2 separate regions of the Homo sapiens genome follow, and region 1 is linked to region 2. Evidence: chromatin contacts called from ENCODE Hi-C data. All regions are on one chromosome and are shown on one strand. Each heading gives the region's core, a stretch centred on a gene start or an enhancer-like site at or near the end of the contact. The rest is flanking DNA. Distances are from core to core; before and after follow the strand shown. Region 1 holds the start of SMG1 (SMG1 nonsense mediated mRNA decay associated PI3K related kinase). Region 2 holds the start of EEF2K (eukaryotic elongation factor 2 kinase).

Region 1 (5,643 bases), core at 2,075-4,574, 3.3 Mb after region 2:
TCTCATAGAAATAATTAACCCTCAAAAACACTCAGTGTTGACAAAGGGTGGTGTGAGGACACAGAAAGTATCAGACTATCATTGGCAGAAACTTCTGGAAAGCAACTTAACAGTCTGTATCCAAAGACTTAAAATCATTAACAGCCTTTTCCCCAATAACTCCACTTCTCGGAATCTATCCTAAGGAAATCTGCCACAGCCAGAGTGATTTTTTCCGTCCCCTTAAGAAATGGTCTCATCCTGTTGCCCAGGCTGGAGTGCAGCGGCACCATTATGGCTCACCACAGCCTGAAACTCGTGGGCTCAAGCGATTCTCCCACCTCAGCCTCCCAAGTAATTGGGATCACAGGCATGCCTCCATATCCATATGCCTAGATGGATAATATTTTGACCAATAAAGAAAAAGAGGGCCAGGCGCGGTGGCTCACGCCTGTAATCCCATCACTTTGGGAGGCCGAGGCGGGCGGATCACGAGGTCAGGAGATTGAGACCATCCTGCCTAACACGGTGAAACCCCGTCTCCACTAAAAATATAAAAAACAAAATTAGCCGGGCTTGGTGGCGGGCGCCTGTAATCCCAGCTACTCGGGAGGCTGAGGCGGGAGAATGGCTTGAACCCGGGAGGCAGAGCTTGCAGTGAGCCGAGACTGTGCCACTGCACTCTAGCCTGGGCAACAGAATGAGACTCCATCTCAAAAAATAATAAAAATAAAATAAAAAAATTAAAAAGAAAAAGAAAGGTAGTACCAGAGATTGTGTCCAGTTGCTCAAGCAATTTCTAACTTGTCTAATGTAAAAAAATTTTAAATTTTTACACAAAATTAGCCGGGCATGGTGGCATGTGCCTGTAATCTTAGCTACTTGGGAGGCTAAGGCAGGAGACTCGCTTGAACCTGGAAGGCAGAGGTTGCAGTGAGCTGAGATCGCACCATTGCACTCCAGCCTGGGCCACAAGAGTGAAACTGTGTCTGAAAAAAAATTTTAATAATTTTTGTAGAGATGGGGGTCTCACTATGTTGCTCAGGCTGGCCTATAACTCCCAGGCTCAAGGATCTTCCAGTCTCAGCCTCCCATCACTGGAATTACAGGCATGAATCACTTCACCTAAATGATTTTTTTTTTTTTGGAGACAGTCTTGCTCTGTCACCCAGGCTGGAGTTCAGTGGCATGATCTCGGCTCACTGCAACCTCTGGCTCCCGGGTTCAAGCAATCCTCATGCCTCAGCTTCCCCGAATAGCTGGGACTACAGGCGTGCGCCACCATGCCTGGCTAATTTTTGTATTTTTTTGTAGAGATGGGGTTTCACCATGTTTGTCAGGCTGGTCTCCTGACCTCAAATGATCCACCCACCTCGGCCTCCCAAAGTGCTGGGATTACAGGAGTCAGCCATCCATGGTGCCCCTCCTTTTCTTTTTCTTCTCCTCCCTCCCTCCCTCCCTACCCTCCGCAGCCCAGGCTGGAGTGCAGTGGCGGGATCATAGGTCACTGCAGCCTCCACCCGCTGGACTCAAGTCATCCTCCTGCCTCACCCTCCTGAGTTCCTGGGACCACAGGCACGCGCTACCACGCCAGCTAATTTTTGTAATTTTTGTAGTCCCCATCATTTAGAACTGGCAGGATCCTCCCTTAGTGAGGGATTGGTGGCCATAAGCAAGGAGCCCAAGGTGGAGGGGATATGCATGTGTGTGAAGGGGTCAACTCCTCGTAATCTTCAAGTACTTTTGGTAACAATATTTATTTGCACAAGCGATATATAAAGACGTTTTCTTTGCAACATAAAATGATAGGTTATGACTCCTTATGCAGATACGGTTTAGACACTCGTTTAAGGAGCATCCTGGCCCAACTTTTAAAAAACGTGTGTGCATTCACGTTATGCATCAGATGCTTTAGGGAACTTTTTTCCCTGGGGCATGGGACACGTCATGGGGTAGACGGTCGGGTACGTCTCCTCTACCCAGCTGCTGCTTTGTTTTTTTTTTCTTTTTGAGACAGAGTCTTGCTCTGTCGCCCACGCTGGAGTGCAGTGGAGCCATCTCTGCTCACTGTGAGCTCCGCTTCCCGGGTTCACGCCATTCTCCTGCCTCAGCCTCAGGAGTAGCTGGGACTACAGGCACCCGCCACCACGCCCGGCTAATTTTTTGTATTTTTAGTAGAGACGGGGTTTCACCGTGTTAGCCAGGATGGTCTCGATCTCCTGACCTCGTGATCCGCCCGCCTCGGCCTCCCAAAGTGCTGGGATTACAGACGTGATCCACCACGCCCGGCCTTCTCTCTTTCTTTTCTTTTTTCCTTTCCTTTCCTTTCCTTTCCTTCCTTCCTCCCTTCCTTCCTTCCTTTTTCTTCCCTCCCTCCTTTCTCTCTCTCTTTTATTTTTTTGAGACAGAGTTTCACTCTTGTTGTCCAGGCTGGACTGCAATGGTCTGATCTCGGCTCACTGCAACCTCGGCCTGCTGGGTTCAAGCGATTCCCCTGCCTCAGCCTCCCAAGTAGCTGGGATTACAGGCGCCCTCCACCATGCCCGGCTAATTTTTGTATTTTTAGTAGAGGCGGGGTTTCTCCATGTTGGCTAGGCTGGTCGGGAACTCCTCACCTCAGACGATCCGCCCACCTCGGCCTCCGAAAGTGCTGGGATTACAGGCGTGATCCACCGCGCCTAGCCCCCAGCTTCTTTCACCAGCAGAAGGCGGGCAAGCCTCAGGGTGAAAGGACTTCAAAGCACATTTCACATTGCAGAGGACAGGGTTTGGTGATCGTGGGTACTCCCTTCCCTTCCATCGTTTAGTTTTTTTCATTGTGAAGAAATGGTAAAAGGTGCCAGGACTCGATGGGCACATTTCAGGTGGAGGTTGGGAAGGTGGATATCCACCTCTCGATCTTACTATTTTCACTTTCCACCCCACCCCGTAGAAAGTGGGAAAACTGGCGCACGTGAATCCAAGGGCACGCCTGTGTGCGCGCGCACCGCAGGGCACCAGCCCCCACCCACACCGCAGGTCCTTGATTGGACGCCTGTTTACACCTGACTGCCCGGCCCTCCGGTGCTTTCCGGGAAGCGTTTGGGAGAAAAGTGTGTGGCCGCAGTAGTGGAGATCCCCTGTCTTAGGATTCGTCACCGCTACGCCCAGACCTCTTCGCCGCCCAAGGGCCTGGGGACGTGGGGGGCGGGGCGGCCTGCTATCGACCCCGCCTCTCTCGGCTCCGCCCCGCCGACAGGACCCGCCTCTCTCCCCAGGCCCGGCGGGCGCCAACCCCGCCCCTCGCTCCCAGCATGCCGTGCGACAGCGGCGGCGCGGCGGGCGGAGCCGGGAGGCGGGGAAGCAGTGGCCGTGTGAGCGTGAGGAGCTGCCGCCACCGCCTGCTCCTCGTCGTCCTCGTCCTCCGGGGCCCCGGCGACGTGGGCCGCGCACGGCCCTGGAAAAGACGTCGCCTCCCCTTCATCCGCCTCTCTCTCACCGCGCCGCTCCCGCCTCCTCGTCCTGCGCTGCGGGCTCAGGCGGAACCCGGAACGGCCGTCCTCTTCCCCCGCCCTCCGCCGCCTCCTCCTTCTCCTCCTCCTCCTCCTCCTCCTCCTTCTCGGCTTCCTCCTCAGCCCCGGGCCGGAGCGGGGTGTCGGCGGCGGCCGGTTCGGGCGGCGACTCGCGCTTCTTTGGGCGGCGGCGCTTGGCCATGTCGTGTCGGGGAAGGTAATGAGCCGCAGAGCCCCGGGGTCTCGGCTGAGCAGCGGCGGCGGCGGCGGCGGCACCAAGTATCCGCGGAGCTGGAATGACTGGCAACCCAGGTGGGTGACCGGCCCGGGACCCCGCCCCGACCTCCCGGGCTCCGCCTCGGGCGGGCCGAGGCCTAGGGCCGCGGGGCTGGGAGGCGCGGCCTAGGCCCTCCACCCCTCGGAGCCGGGCGCGGCTTCCTGGGTCTCCTCCGCCCCGGCTGGGGGAGGAAGGCCGCGGGGAGGCGAGGCCTAAGTGCCTCCCCTCCCTGCTTGTTCAGCCCGGGGCTGGAGCCGAGACCCGGGGCTCCCGGCGGTGGCACTGGCCTGGGGTCGGGACCAGGAGGTGAGAAAGAGGCGGGGGTGGGGGTGGGGGGCATTCCAGTTACAGCCTCCCCCTGACCCCGAGTTGGGAGATGCTGAGAGTCCAGGACCCTCCCTGTTACTCATTCACTTTCTCGGTTCCCCACTCTTTCAGCCGCCACGTGAGAGCTCTTCTAACCTCTGTTCCTTTCTGTGACCCCCACGTGTTAATATTGAAAAAAACAAAACAAAACTCCAGCTAAGGCATTGCTCTGACTCTAGGCAGAACATTCATTAGTGGAGCATGAGATGAGATTGTGTGACTGTTGATGGGATCGACCCACGCTGGTCTTGGGCGATGGAAGTTTTCCCTAAGTGCAAGGCCGGTTACTCTGGTGAATCGTAATTCATACCTGGACACTTGAGTGAACTCTTTGGGCACCCACTTAGAAGTCTAGAGAATTTCCTCATTTATGGAGGATTTGATCTCAGACCGTTTTGGGGCTTAGTGAGATTTGAATATATTAGGAACATTAACTTTTTAAATAAATGTAGTTTCCTGTCTTTTTGATCAATGGGAGGGCAGCTGTGCCTAATTTAGGACTGATTTATTCTAATCTCTCTTAATAAATGCTTGTATTCAGAGTCTGTTTGGAATTTAACCCAATGCTTAGAACTCCTTAAATATACAGAAATATATTTTAGGGGTAATTGATTCATGGAACTCTCCTACTTTGGAGCACAATTGTTATAATTGTCCAGAAACTGGCCAAATAATGTAGAACGCGCAAGTTGTTGGGAAGCCCTTTTGTTTCCTGATAGTTACATGTAATTCCAGCAGTATTTGGAAATAATTTGCTAAGATGTTAGAATGTAACATTTGAAGACTCGTTAGAAAAATCAATAAAATTATCTTTGGCTAATAGGTGGTACACATCTTAGTCTATTTAATATGCCTTTCCAAATACTGTGTCTGTTGAGAATTGGTGTATATAACTAGATGACTTTAATAATTAGTGCCTGAGTCTAGAATTGAGATGTTTAGTCGTAAAAAAAAAAATATTGTTCGATAAACAGCGTTGACTTGTCTTGTACCACTTAAGAGTTTGTGAGTGCTTTAAATAAAATTAGTTGATTAAGTATTTTTTTCTATGATTGACATGCTTAGTTTTGCCTTTTTATTGAAATGTGTGAAATTTGATTTTCTGGCATCTAACAAATTAGGTGGTAAATAAATGACAATGGATTTTCTATTATTTTTCAGTATTGTGATCAGTATAAGTATATAAGAGAATTTAGTAACCTTTTAGAAGAATAAAGTGCCCTTCCCAAATAGTCCTACAGCTTTTGGAAAAGTGTAAATTGTAGTTGGTAGTTCTAAATAAATAGAGAAGAGTCGCAGCCACGTGCTAGGGCCAGCTGACTTCATTGCTGACAGGTATGAAGCCAAATGGCTTATGTAGTTATGGAATATGTACATGAGCTATTAATAAATATTATCCATGTTGTTTCTTTCAAGTGCTTTATTTCTTGGCTCTGGGGAGGGGCGATGGGGGAAGGGAGGAGCTTACAAGAAAGCTTACAAGGTTTCTTTGAAGCTGTGCTTTTTGTAAGAAAGTTTCAGGATGTAACG
Region 2 (5,388 bases), core at 1,892-4,391:
CGGCAACCAGACGACAACCCTGCCAAAAACTGGACAAGACTGCTTTGGGGACTCTCCCCACAGCAAGATAACAACCCTAAAGACATCCTTCCCGGGTGGGCATGGTGGCTCATGCCTGTAATCCCAGCACTTTGGGAGGCGGGTGGATCACTTGAGGTCAGGAGTTTGAGACCAGCCTGGCCAACACAGTGAAATCCCATCTCTACTAAAAATACAAAAATTAGCTGGGCACGGTGGCATGTGCCTGTAGTCCCAGCTCATACTCAAGAGGCTGAGGCAGGAAAATCACTTGAATCTGGGAGGCAGAGGTTGCAGTGAGCTGAGATCACACTACTGCACTCCAGCCTGGGCAACAGAGCAAGACTCCATCTCAAAAACAACAAACACTCCCTCTGGCTTGTGGCTCTGCCCTCCTCTAGGCCTTCAAAGTCGCCTTGACTTGTCCAACAAATAAGGAAAGAGTGAGAGGTTTTTAGGGTCGAGGCTTGAAATGGACACACTCACATTTCATCAGCCAAAACTCAGCCGTGTGGCCCTACCGAATGGTAAGGAAGCCTAGGAAAATTCATCCAGGGAGCACCCCAGGAGGACGAGAACATGGGTACTGGTGACCCATAGCTTTCTCTGCCACATAATACAGTAAAATGTTTTAAAAGCAAATCAGAGATTTTTTTTTTTTTAAATAGAGACCGGGTTTCACCCCGTCAGCCAGGCTGGTCTTGAACTCCTGGGGTCAAGCAATCCTCCCGCCTCAGCACCCCCAAAGTGGCTGGGATTACAGGTGTGAGCTACCACACCCAGCCAGTGATATATCCGTAATCAGCCAAAAAGTACTGTACAGTTACAAAAAGCACAAGAAAAACAAATTGGTGGATCTTTTTTATTTTTTGAGACAGAGTCTCGCTTTGTTGCCCAGTCTAGAGTGCAGTGGTGCAATCTCAGCTCCCTGCAAACTATACCTCCTGGGTTCAAACGATTCTCGATTCTCCTGCCTCAGCCTCCCGAGTAGCTGGGATTACAGGCTCATGCCAACATGCCCAGCTAATTTTTGTATTTTTAGTAGAGATGGGGGCTCCCTATGTTGGCCAGGCTGGTCTCAAACTCCTGACCTCAAGTGATCCACCTTCCTCAGTCTCCCAAAGTACTGAGATTAAAGGCCTGAGCCACCACGCCCCTGGCCCAAAACACCGGTAGCTCTTGGAATGTACACCGATGATTATGTGTAAACTGTGACCACTTCAGTTCTGTCTTCTGGCCTCCCCATTCCCTGCAGAGGATAAGAACTTCGGACCCCACCCCCTTCTTTGAGAATGGGGGCTGAGAGGAGGGCGGACGCCAATCCCAGCCATGTTACACTGAAATTCATGTCCTTGAGAGGTTTTACTGTAGTTGTTGAATTAATAGCTGAACAAAGGAATGAACATCGGGTGCTGTGGAGGCCACACAGAAGGAAGACACCTGCATACGCCATCTCTGAACTCTACCTCCTTCCACCTGCCTCTTCCCCAGCTCAGCTTAAACAGCACTTGCTACAGGAAGCCTTCCCCCATAACCCTCTCCCCTTTACACACACAGTGGGCATTCTCAGCTCCCACCTGCTTGCTCTGTATTCCCATTTACTCCATCTCGCTTTTTAGAATCTGTTTATGTGACTGGCTTCCTCTTAGGGAGCTTCTGTGGGCCTGGGGATCACTCTGACCCTCGGTTTCCTCCTCGCTAAAAACATTAGGATAGACTACGTGACTCAATTCGCTGTGACTTCACAGCCTGTCCAGGGCCCTCAACCACAGGGCTCTTGGCCATCAGATGTCTCCCGGGGCCATAGACTATGACACTGTGTGCCAGGCACTGTTCCAAGCACCTGACATATACATACTCATCTACTCTTTCCAAGGATACTAAGTGGTAGATACTAATACTGTACCCATTTTACCGATGAGAAAACCGAGGGCCAGAGAGCATAAATGAGCTAGAATTCCAACCCAGGACTCCAGCCCTAGTGTTTCCTGCTTTCCTGGCTGAAGAAGCACCCACCACCGAGGTCCCAGAGGTCGGGCTCCCTGGGACCGTCCCCCTGGGCAGATCTCACTTCCCCATGCGGCCCATCTGTCACACTCAGGGCGCAGCTGGGCTGGTTCCCCGAAATCCCCCAGGCGCGCGCAAAAGGATCTAGGCCGGGGCTTACCCGGGAGGCCCCCACCCCCGCGCGGCCACCGGCTTATTAATGCCCAGCCCCTTGGCACACATGTCAGCAGCGCCTGCCAACAAACTCCCGCAGCCAACAATGCAGCAAGGGCGCGTCTATACAGTCCTGGAGGTTCCGGGAATTCGGGCTGACGCAGGCCTCTAGTTCAGGGGAAAGGTGGGGGATGCGGCTCTGAGCCCTGCAGGGGACAGGAAGGCAGCGATGCGCCCACACTCTAGGGGCCCCGAGGGGGGAGGCCCCCAAACTCTCTGTCACTTGCAGCCAGATCACCGCCCATTGCTTGCCAATTGCTTTCCATATCCACATCGCCTTTAATCCGCACAACTTCCCCATTTCTCCAAAGCAAGCACTTAGCCCCAGAGAGTTTAACAACCAGAGGAGAAGCGCCCCCACACTCTCCTTCCATGCCTTCTCCGGCCCCATTCCCAAGCCCAGACCCAGCACGCTCCAGACGCCAGCTGCACCCGGGCGCACAGGCCTGCAGCGCGGGCTCCCAGCCCCCCACAGCCTTGCCGGCCGCGGTCCACACCTACCTCCCTCGGGCAGACAGGCGCGGCAGCCGCTGCCCACGGCCGCGAGGGTCCAGAGGAGTTGGCAGAGGCTCGCGGCCCGGAGCTCCAGGGTGCAGGGCGGGCGGGCCCCCCGAGAGTGCCGGGGAGCGGAGAGCGGGGAGCGCTAGCTGGCGCTCCGGGCAAGCAGCTGGGGCCACGCGGGGTAGATGGACCGATCCCAGGGCGCGCGGGGCAGTCGGAGTGATCCCAGGAAGGGCGCAGGGGCCGTTGGGACGATCCCGGGATGTGGGAGCGCGTGCCAGGGGGGACTCGCGTGCAGGCGACAGCGAGCGGGACTCGGGTGGCTGCAGGGCCGGGAGTGCGGGCGCTCGATCCAGGAAGGAGGGGAGCTGAGGCTGAAGCTGGGGCTGGTCTAGGTTGAGCAGAAGCGGGCGGGCAGGGGCGGGGCTGGCCTGGCGGGCGCACGGCGTGGCGCTCACGTGGCCGCCCCCAGGTGGCCATCACAGCGCCTGCAGCCGCCTAGCGGGCCTCCTGGCTCCGGCGCTGGCTCCCAGCCCCAGGTGCAATGGTTAGCGCTAAGTCTTGGCTCCCCCTGCTGAGTACACAGTGTCCGGTTCTCCTGCTCAAGGCTGGCCTAGCATCCGGCAGCGAGGGGGCAATTCGAGGGAGTGACCAACTTCCGTCCTCTCCCGCCGCGCCTCGCCATTCTCGCCTGCTTCTCGCTTAGTTCCTGTATTCCTGTCCTTTCCAAAATCATTAGTGATCCAAGCCCATCGCTTGTTTGTATGTATCTCTATCCATAACCTTAAAATATTTTTTATCGGAAATACTTTGTTTTTCCTGATTTCTGCTTTGTAAAAACAGGCACGTATGACGATTGCAATTATTTGTGTAGTTTTAAAATTAGTATCTCCTTTAGTTATTCCTAACTCTTGACACAGGGCCTGGGTGGCACACAGTAGATGCTTAATAAATACCTGTGGCATGAGTGGTAGAGTGGCTAAGGTATAAAAAAGAAAACGAATTAAAACTAATAGCTACTGTGAACACTTTAATATTAGGTCCTTCCAGATACTTTGTTAGTGAAATTTTAGAAATTTCACACATTCTAGATAGAAAAGTAGTAACAATGACATGTTTTGAGGGATTTCTCTCATTCCATCTTCCCAGCACTTTGGGAGGCCGAGGCCGGCAGATCACCTGAGGTCAGGAGTTCGAGACCAGCCTGGCCAAAACGGTAAAACCCTGTCTTTAGTAAAAATACAAAAAAGCAGCCGGGCGCGCCTGTAGTCCCAGCTACTCTGGAGGCTGAGGCACGAGAATCGCTTGAACCCTGGAGGCAGAGGTTGCAGTGAGCCGAGATCGCGCCACTACACTCCAGCCTGGGTGAAGGAATGAGACTCCGTCGCAAAAAAACAAAAACAAAAAAATAAAAAAGAAAAAAGAACAAAACTGAGGCTTATAGAGATAATGACATGCCCCAGGTGAGGCAGCTAGAAAAGGCAGAGCCAGCAGTAAATCCAGACTTCTCTGATTTCAAAGTTCAGGCTCTCCAAAGAACTTTTTTCCTTATTTATAAACCCCAAAGAGAGTAAACTCCAGCTTTTGGCAAGACAAAATTGCACCTGGAATTCTGACCCTGGGGCCGTCAGGCAGGAAGGGAAGATCAAAGATGCTGAACTAGTCTGTCCAAGCCCAAAGCAAGATTGGAAAAAAAAAAAAGACGCTACTGCTTAAAGCTCTATGGCCCTTGGGCAAGTTATTTTACTTCTCTGAGCCTCTGTCATTTTTGTCTGCCCAGCAGGAGTGTCCTTCTTTGCATTAGCGTCTTGGTTAGTCTTCAGGGAACCAGTTCACCCTATTTCAGTTCAGGAAAATAGCCCTCCCCACTCCCCTGGCTCCAAAAATGGACACATGACCAGACCTGGCCAATTAGCATATTTCATCCCTTCAGCCTCATTGATTGGTTCAGGGATGAGCATGTGATCCAAGTTAGGCCAGTGAAATACTAATCTGGGCCTTTTATAGTAACCATAAAAAGAGAATGTCTCTTTTCCAGGGAGTTGAGCAGATAGGATGTAATAGTAGAGTTTCTGAGCATTAATTCTTATGGCAAATTTTATTAAGCTCCTATTGTGTGCCAAATATGGTGCTAGGAATTGGGGGAAACATTTGCCTTCAAGGAGATGTCTACTGCGGTAAAATAAAATTACTCAAGGCCGGGCAAGGTGGCTCACACATGTAATGTCAGAGCTTTGGGAGGCCAAGGCAGGAGGATCAATGGGGCCAGGAGTTCAAAACCATCCTGGGCAACATAGCAAGACCCCTGTCTCTAAAATAAAACATTAAAAAAAAAAAAAACCCAGGTATGGTGGTGTGTGCCTGTAGTCTCAGATACTCAGGAGGCTGAGGCAGGAGGATCCCTTGGGCCCAGCAGTTTGAAACTGCAGTGAGCTATGATCATGCAGTGCACTTCAGCCTGGGCAACAGAGTGAGACCCTGTCTGTAAAAATTAAATAAATAAATGAAAAAGGCCAGGCTCAGTGGCTCATGCCTGTGATCACAATACTTTGGGAGGCAGGCAGATTGCTGGAGCTCAGGAATTTGAGACCAGCCTGGGCAACATAGCGAAACCTCATCTTTATAAAAAAATACAAAAATTAGCCAGAT

What was found. Hi-C counts contacts between places; a loop is a spot of excess contacts on that map. Pooled maps may share reads with other maps.
Region 1: a loop to region 2 is called in a pooled map, with 7 times the contacts of the local background. The contact joins the promoter of SMG1 here to the promoter of EEF2K in region 2. A Hi-C loop is called at or near these places in 3 of 168 maps with a recorded cell type or tissue (CD14-positive monocyte, CD8-positive, alpha-beta T cell and ascending aorta) and 11 of 50 pooled maps.

Annotation. Positions count from the first base shown.
Region 1 is chr16:18,924,089-18,929,731 of GRCh38, reverse strand. SMG1 (SMG1 nonsense mediated mRNA decay associated PI3K related kinase) reads left to right here and starts at 3,324. Exons shown (of 63, transcript NM_015092.5): 1 at 3,324-3,782. The coding sequence starts at 3,691. It overlaps SMG1-DT (SMG1 divergent transcript), which reads right to left and starts at 3,545. Exons shown (of 2, transcript XR_001752094.2): 1 at 3,458-3,545. RefSeq lists enhancers at 2,231-2,844, 2,845-3,457 and silencers at 3,143-3,482, 3,513-4,102.
Region 2 is chr16:22,204,031-22,209,418 of GRCh38, reverse strand. It overlaps EEF2K (eukaryotic elongation factor 2 kinase), which reads right to left and starts at 3,141. Exons shown (of 18, transcript NM_013302.5): 1 at 2,740-3,141. RefSeq lists silencers at 2,641-2,910, 3,071-3,370.